2 separate regions of the Homo sapiens genome follow, and region 1 is linked to region 2. Evidence: read pairs that join two places in POLR2A ChIA-PET (ENCODE). Cell type or tissue: MCF 10A. All regions are shown on one strand. Links, peaks and the distances in the headings refer to the core of each region. The heading gives the core; the rest is flanking DNA.

Region 1 (4,401 bases), core at 236-4,235, 250 kb after region 2:
GAGTGGGCGTTTAATTAGCAAATTCACCACAAATAAACGACAGCACCAGGATATCATCAGCGCTCTTCTGTCTTCCTAAGATGAGGAATCGGTTTGAAACTAAACAAAAGCCATTCACTTTCCACCTTGCATTACTTAAAAAAATACTTCTTATCTGAGTTTTTAACCATTCATCTGGGAGGAAGGAACCTCAAAATGGTTGACCTAGAAATAATTCAGCTTTGCAGAGGTGTCTGAGCCCAGACATTACCAAAGCCAGGAGGGACCTTTTAGAAGCATTTATAACTAGATCGATACGTCAACTTGTCCTGCCCTCAGCTCACTCGAGTTTTTGCTGAAACTGAAAGAAGAGCTAGAAACAAACTGCCAGAAGGCTCACAGTTGTCACAGATCGTGTAAGGAGACAAGTCTAGTTTTTGTAGCTCCTTTCCCTTCCTAGAAGGGCTCCAAGCAAGCTGATGTGATATCTGGCCTAGATATCTTTTCATTCTCAATGGCTGGTAAAACACCTGATAGAAAATGCTCAACAACTGCGCATTACATGAAAGAATGGATAAATGAATCATCACTGAAAGGCTAGACGAGGTATAGACTTTATAGCAACTAACTGAGTTCATTCCACTCAGCTCAATGGATGCTCTTTTCTGGAGACCTAGAGCAAAATGAAAAATATATGACATTAGCCAGAAAAGTGACACACTTTCATTTATTCAATTGACAAACATTTATTGACACCTGTGACATGCCAGGCCCAATGCAAGGCAATTGTACACAAAATGAAAAACATAGACTCTGCCTCATAAAGTTTAGTTTAGTTGAAAAGGCAGAGATCAGAACACATAAAGAAAGACAAAGAGATGTGAAATAGCCATCCTAGACTACATCATGGAGAGTACAGAGCAGGAGGCTGCCTGCTCTGGGAATTTATAGAGGAGGAACATTTGAGCTGGGTCTTTGTAGATAAGCAGGGAACCGAAATGGGAAAGAGATGGGTATTCCAGGCTCAGAGAGTGATGGCAAAGCAGAGAATGGCTCTGATGAAGAATGGGCTTGAGGGAGAGGAAGTCACTAAGCATCATGTTGATAGGGAAATGGGATGGGGTGGAGAAGAAAGGAGGTAGAGAGGGTGGAAGGAGAAGGAAAGAAAAAGGATGGAGACTAAGAGAGCTTGGCCTGTGATCGTTTGGCCAAGGGCCTGCGTTCTACCTGGAATACAGGTTTGGACTCTAACCTAAGGCAACAGGGCACCACAAACAAGTTTTAACCAGGACAGTGGCAAGCTCAGATTGTCTAGGAAGACAATGTAATTAACCTGGTCCACAAAGCAGTGTCCCTTTCGTTCCCCATTCATTCCTTGAGTGTGCTTCTGGAAGCTTTGCCTAAATGAATGTTTCCAAATGATACTAAAAGACTTTAAAAAAAGTTAAAAAGACAGTGTATGGAAGTTGTTGGTCAAGGGATGAAAAATTTCAGTTAGGAGGAATAAGTTCAAGAGATCTATTGTACAACATGGTGACTGTAGCTAATAGTGTATTGTATCCTTGAAAATTGCTGAGAGAGTAGATTTTAAGTGTTCTCATCACAATAATTTGATAAGTATGTGCGGGAATGCATATGTTAATTATCTTGATTTAGCTGTTCCACAAGTATACATATTTCAAAACATGCTATACATGATAAACATATACTTTGTCAATTAAATATATGTATATATATAATTTTTTTAATAACACTGTGAGAAATGGGTTGGAGCAGAAGAAAAATAAAGTCAGGAGACTGTTTGATAGCTATTGTAAGGGCAAAGTTTAGGAGGTAAAATTGATAACCCTTGATGATGAAATAATTCAAAAGCTAAAAGGAAACATGGACTTGATAATAATGGAGGTGTTTCCAGCCAGGACATCTGAGTGGTTGAAATGCTTCTTGAAAGACTAGAACCTCTACTTTTAACTCCAGAAAAGAGACACTTGGCCATCAAAATAGTCTCAAAATTGTCATCACTATGTTGAACTATTGTATCTTAAAGGCAGGAACAAATGGCATGTTTCCGATCTGTGTCAGAAAATAGCAAAAAATACTTTAATACAGAGGAGCCTCACAGAGATCAAGGAAACTATGACCTTAAAATATTATCATTTCTCAAAGGTCTAGTTTGTGTTTTCGGTGCCTTTGGTGAACGAGAAAGCAAAGGCTACCTTGGAATTAAGGATGAAAAATCATTTCAGTGATAAAGCTCCACATTCATTCACTCCTAACTTCCAGGTTTTAAATGCAATCTTGATTTTATCTCACCTAAGAACAAGAGTGTGCATTTGGTTTTCTTATTAAAGTTTGACTCAAAAAGCTGTGCAACTACTCAAGGTCCAGAGACAAAGAACAATGATGGAAAGGTGAAGCACATTTCACAGGAATGTGAGATGGCAGGTCTGAGCTAGCAGCGGCCCCTCCCTCCGCCTCGGCCTTGCAGATATTTGCCTCCTCTGCCGCAGGCCTCGGGGATCCAGGCCTGTACATTATTCATTTTGCCTTTGGCACCTGGAGCACACCTTTCAACCGCATGGACAGATGGATGGACATAGCTATGCTAGTAGTCACTTCCCCACTGCAAAATGCACCTGAAAACCACATCTTCCCAAGCTTTCCCTCAGGCATTTTAAATACTCAAAACCTGGTAAATTTTTCAATTTTACACCAAAGTGAACAAGTACCCTACTGTGCAGGAGTTTTACTCAACTCCAAAAGGAGAAAGTATTTTTTAAAAGTTATAAGCAGCTTAAATACGGTTTTGCACAATAAGCTGTTTCATTTGGCTTTTTATCTGTATCAAAACTAGACAGTAAAATGTTTACTGCTTCCTAACTAGATCTGGCAAAGGTTTTATTCTATGTCCTTACTTTGTATTTTCTCTCAGAAATCTCAGGAAATTAAGGATAAAATGAGTATTAACAATGTTTATGTTACAAATGTAAACACAGGAAAGTCAAGAAGCCTTTTAAACATTCCTGGTTTTTTTCTTTTTTTTTTTTTTTTGAGACAGGGTCCTATTCTGTCACCCAGGCTGCTATGCAGTGGCATGATCATAGCTCACTGTTGCCTCGACCTCCTGGGCTCAAGCCATCCTCCCGCCTCAGCCTCCCAATAGTTGGGACTACAGGCATGCACCACCACATGCAGCTAATATTTTAAAATTTTTTGTGAAGACAGGGTCTCCCTGTGTTGCCCAGGCTGGTCCTGAAGCTCCTCGGCTCAGGTGATCCTCCCATGTTGTCCTCCTAGATTGCTGGGATTACAGACGTGAGCAACCGTGCTGGCCTAGGAAGCATTTTAAAAAGGAAACATTTAATAGTCATTTTATTATCTATGCTGTTCCCAAGTAAAAGCTATATATTCTTGTCCTGTTTTCCAAATATTCCTCTGCTGAGGAATTGATATGTCAGAATAAACACACTTACAAAAGAATCTTTATTTTGCTTTTGTTGACTTGAGTTTGTAACTCAAATAAACTGAATTGCTCAATTGTTTCACATGTATCATAAACACAGTGAAGCGTTTAATTTTTCTTACTATATTTCTTGGTAATACCTGTCAAGTCAGCTAATCAAATAGATATCATCATCTACTCTGCTATGTTCTTTTTTCTCTTCTACTTATTATCTGAAACACACCAAAGGCAATGGGAGGCATGAGCGAATTTAAATCCCTTATAAATTATCCCTAGCAATGGTATTTTGCCTTTACCTTCAAGAAGGGCTTTTATAATGAACTCTCTTATAGGGACTTTGAAGAAAACAGAAGAGAGGCACGAAACTGAGCACCCTGTGGAGAGCCTTTCTAAACAGAAGGCCAGGCCATCTTCCCGCTCAGTTCTGCCTGGACAGCATTTGTTAGGGGCAAACAATTTTCTCCTCCTGAGCCCTGTACAAAACATTTTCAGGATCTAACTCCCAACACAGCAGATTTCTTGACATCTAATCACAGCTGCCTGGTTTTATTGCTAATAATGGTCTATTAAAATTCCAAATCAGCTTATTAGTATCTTTATGTATTTCTTCAATGAATAAAACAAGAATTCCAACAGAACTCTCTTTTTAAGTCAGTAACAAAGCATCAAAGTGATAAGGGACAAAAACCCAGAGAATTCATCTTTAAATTGCTATCAAGGGAAATGAAAACAAAAAAAAATGGGGGTCATTCACTGTAGCAACAACCTCTCTCCTGATAAAAAATAAAATGCCATGCATGCAGATATTGGCCAAGACAAAGGAGAGAAGTTATTTCTATTAAAGATCTTTCATGTAAGTGGCCATTTTCATTTGATGATATTTATAGCACTGTGAGAAAATTAAGTAAATTAAAAGTTTAACATTTGCATGCATCTATTTACACAAAAGACTTAAGTTT
Region 2 (4,401 bases), core at 168-4,167:
GACTGTGCTCCAATAAAACTTTACCTATACGCACTGAAATTTGACTTTTACACATAATATTACCTTTCTTTTGAGCCATTCTGAGCTGAAAAGCTATATAAAGAGGAACCAGATTTGGCCTGAAGGCTGCAGATTGCCCATCCCTGGTCTAAATGAAAAAAGAATTCTAAGTTTCATATATTCCCAATGCATCTCATTGTCTTGCCTCTCACCAAGACATGCGCCAGTCACACAGGGAAATATCCCCAGCACCTTTGTTGACAAAAAGAGAAGAAGAGTCACATCTTAAGTTGTTTCGCAAGTATCCCAACCTCATAAGTGCCTGATACCACACAAAAGCAATCATGAATTAACATACTCAGTATAAGTTTATTGAAGGACTACTCTGTACCAGGACTGCACTGTGTAAGACACTAAGAATTATAGATGGCAGAGACCAAAATCCTTGGCCTCATAGGAGTTTATCTCGTGCAGTTCTTCCCTATCCTAAGTGCACATTAGAATCATCTACGTTGATTTCAAAAACTACAGGTAGTGGATATTTTTCAAAATACTCCCCAGACCAATTAAATCAGAATCTCTAAGGGAAGGACCTAGCCACCTTCAGAAAAATTGGCTTTTGAAAACGTCTACTGCCCACATTGCAGCCTCAGAAGTTGATTTAATTGCTTTGGGGTGGGCCTGGGCACAGGTAGTTTTTACGACTCTCCAGGTGATGCTAAAGTGCAGCCAAGACTATGCACACTGGCCTAGTGCTTTCAGGTAGGCAGGCTGGATGCATGAGCCTCAGGGGACCCATTAATTACACCTGCACCTAAAGGCAATTTGGGGAGGAGCCCACCTCCAGCTGGCCCGTAACTTCACTTTCATGGGGCCAGAGTGTTTAAACCTTGGCTAGACTCTCAGATCCCCAGACTCTCCATGGGCAGCTTTAAGTCTTCACAGCTCTCACCTTAAGATCTACTTTCTCAATTACCTCCCTTGTCCCACATGTTTATATCTCCATTTCCCCTTTCCCATCTTAGATAACCTTTACAACATAGCCTTCTTCCTATCAAGATCTGTGTAGAACAGATCTTCTCAAAGTGCAGCCCTGGACCAGTGCACCAGGGTCACCTGGGAACTTGTTAGAAATGCATGTTCTGTGGCCCACCCCAGATCTGTGAATCAGAAGCTCAAAGTAAGTCCTGGAACTCTGTGTTTCAACAACTTTTCCAGGTGATTCTGAAGCATACTCAAGTTTTGAGAACCAAGGACATAAAGAAATAAAGGGTGGAGTGGATTTTGATGATATCACTAAATAAAGCAGCAATTTCTCAAAAAAAACTGAAGCAATGGACTAAAATTTGGAGAGCTAAGATTTTTAGAATTTTAGCTCATTCAATTTCAGTCAAAAACTGCCACTCTTGGGGATTGCAATCTCCGGAATTAGAATTCTCTCTTAAACTAGATTTTATCACACATATCAAAGGACATTCCTGTCACTTGTAGGTCACTGACATAGAAACTAATTTGAAAATAAAAGGCAATAGTCATTGGTTTTATTGGCTTACTTTTTATTAACCTAGAAACAGTAAAGTTTTAAACGTCCCTAGTTCTCAAGGATCCAACATTACCCAAGATTAAGGGCTTAAAATAATTTCCAGGAAGAAGAAATGGACATGTGTATGTTAAAAGAGATCTTGATTGCTTCTCAGCCTTTTGGCTAAGACCAAGCAAAAGAGATCCTGTGTGATTCTAATTTCCCAGGATCTCTCCTCATACCCCCAATAGCCACTAATTTTCTCCTCTCTCTGTTGTTTTACTGAAACTGTGAGGGTTTGGGGTTTTTAGCCAATTAGAAAAAAATCTATTTAGTAACAGACATCTGTTCCAACAGCAAGAGGTTCCAGCATTTGGGTACCTGACTCAACAGAATAAAGTATTTTAGTCTGGCTTTGACATGTCAGGATATGGGCCAATAGGAAGAATTGCAAATATTATTCTGATTCTGACAAATTGCAGGTGCTGTGATTTATGTGGTGGCATCCTCTGTTTATTAGTGGGACCGTATTGAACTCCATGGTTTTCCTGTTTATATAATACACACAACTTTGCAGTAGTGAGCTGGTAAATGTTTCACAACCAGCTCTAGGTAGAGAGAATCGCATGGGGAAGCCTGAGTTGTTCTGCCAATTTCCATGAAATAAATACTCCCACCATGGCCAAGTTCAAGCTAGCAGTGAGATATCACTGCTTGTGGAGCTGGGGAGAGAGATGCACAGTAGCATGGCATTATGTAGTATTTCTACCATAAAGACACAAGAGATATCAGTAACCTCAAAAACATGGATAACAGTAAAATGTAGTTGAATACTTAGAAAGCGATGCATTTTGAGTATTTATTATTTTTGTTTTGATATCATTTATTTAATCTTATGATTATGTAATTTAATGTTTCATAATGTCCCTGTTTGACAACCAGCTCAAAAAATTCCTGAACGTTTTGCAACAGATCCTTCCAAGCAGGTAAAAGCTGGCTCTGACACAGCACTGTGAGTGAGTAGCCTTCTTGAACTGATCATCATTTCCTCTTTGCATTGTTTGTCAGGGAGTTCCATACAGAGGTTACAACACTAACCAGAGTGGTGAACGCTCACATCCATCCCTTCACCATACTGGACAGCGTAGAGAGGGATGGAGACAGAGCTCAGCAGAGCTGCATCACAGCCTTCAAAGTTACCTGCTTTATATATGTGTCTCTCTCCCCCAAAGAGCTGGTGAGTGCCTTAAAAATTGAGACTTATTGTTTACCTATGTATCGCAGTATTTGGCATCAAAATGGTTTTAATAAATGTGTACATTACAGCTTAATCACTCCACCACTGGAAAACAACATAAAACACGTATTCTGACAGCCTCTGGTCAGCACTGTCCTACTCTGAATTATGACTTCATGGCTCAACCATCTGACTCTTTAGTGGGTCACAGCAGTAGCAGATAGTGCAGGCAAAGCTGGGGCAGGGTGGACTGAGCCACCAGAAGACGCAGCACCTGGCTTTGGAGGAAGAGAGCCTTTAGAACAGATGATCCTCAAAAATGAGGTCACCTGATGGTGCATTTGGGAGCATGCCATTCCTATGTCATCCTCTGTGTGTAAAGAACAGTGCTAAAATCTCTCAAGCCAACCAAAGAAATGGTATCAGGGGAGAATGAGCAGAAGAGAATTAAGAAGTCTCTCAAAGACATTTTTATCTCCGAGAAAGTGGGGCACCACCCACGGCTGTCTCTACCCAGGAGAAAACCTGTTTAGAAAATGCTGATACACCATGAACCTTAAAAGGAAGGTTCACAGAGATATTTTCTTTTTAACTTCAGCAAGAAAAACACAACACTAAATATTCCAAACTGCTGCTCTAAATTTGTCAGAGACAAAAGAAACAGCAAGAGAGTTAAAGGCACGGTCATCTAAACACAACAGACTGTAAGAAGACTGTCTCCTGGGGGAAAAAATCTTGAAAAATAATCAGTGCACAACAAATATTATTAAGTGACAAAAGCAAACACAGTAAAATACAGGTGGAAAATATATTTTGGGCTGTAACCAGGCTAGAAAAACAAGACAAATAGGGAACTATAAAGGACTTCAGAATATAATTAGAAGGGCAATAAGAAATAACTGCCAACTAACAGAGAAGGGAAAGAGTGAAAATGCACCCAGGGTGTGTAATGAATGAGGTGCAAGGAGAGGGCGAATATATTTCACAGATTTCGATCCTCGTTCTCTTATTCCTATTAGATTTCAATCGAAATCAAAGCTATGCATGTAGAAGAACAGCAGGCTTAAGAAGATTTAACAATGAATACATATACAAAATGTATTCCTTTACCCAAGAAACTAAATTGAATCAAAATTCTCTCTGGCCTTCTCCCCCAACCCCTTGCGTTCTATCCAGTGTTATATTTGATCACACCCTGCGCTCAGAGAAACCTAGGTGCAAGTAAGGACGTGAAGCATGATAATTGCTCAGTGCACCACCTGTGAGACTCAAGGATGCAATAAGTTAAAGCCAGGGGGCCCCAGGCAGCAAAAACTTTCCATGGATTCTGTGGTTAGCAGGAGCAAAAGGTGGCTTCACAGTTAGAGCCTTGAAGTTTTTCCTGACTCAGGTAAGGGGAGTTCCCAGAGAGCTAGCTGATAGACCAGAAGGAGAGATATGGAGGCTAATCGAATTACAGCTCTGAAAAGCAGTAAATGAAGATCTCCACAGAGTTCTGGAGGGAAGTTCTCAAGTAGCTGTGATTCTGTCCTTCAGAAGACATTTGGCCATATCTGGAGACCCTTCTGATTGCCATGCTGGGGGAGGATGCTGCTGACCATCTGGTGGTTCCAGGCCAGGGATGCTGGTAAGCATCTGACGA

Evidence for each region. Peaks named below come from ENCODE experiments on the same cell type or tissue, not always from the same donor. Only the 100,000 strongest peaks of a DNase experiment are listed, where the experiment ranks them.
Region 1: POLR2A ChIA-PET joins it to region 2 with 15 read pairs; 2 of 35 experiments call an interaction of 5 or more read pairs at or near these places.

The regions. Positions count from the first base shown.
Region 1 is chr13:102,909,636-102,914,036 of GRCh38, reverse strand. No RefSeq gene overlaps it. Among named protein-coding and RNA genes, the nearest start is that of ERCC5, 66 kb to the right of the region's middle. In MCF 10A, for the core only: no CTCF peak of the experiment used is centred there; a DNase peak (open chromatin) is centred at 2,486.
Region 2 is chr13:103,155,393-103,159,793 of GRCh38, reverse strand. No RefSeq gene overlaps it. Among named protein-coding and RNA genes, the nearest start is that of SLC10A2, 91 kb to the right of the region's middle. In MCF 10A, for the core only: no CTCF peak of the experiment used is centred there; a DNase peak (open chromatin) is centred at 2,543.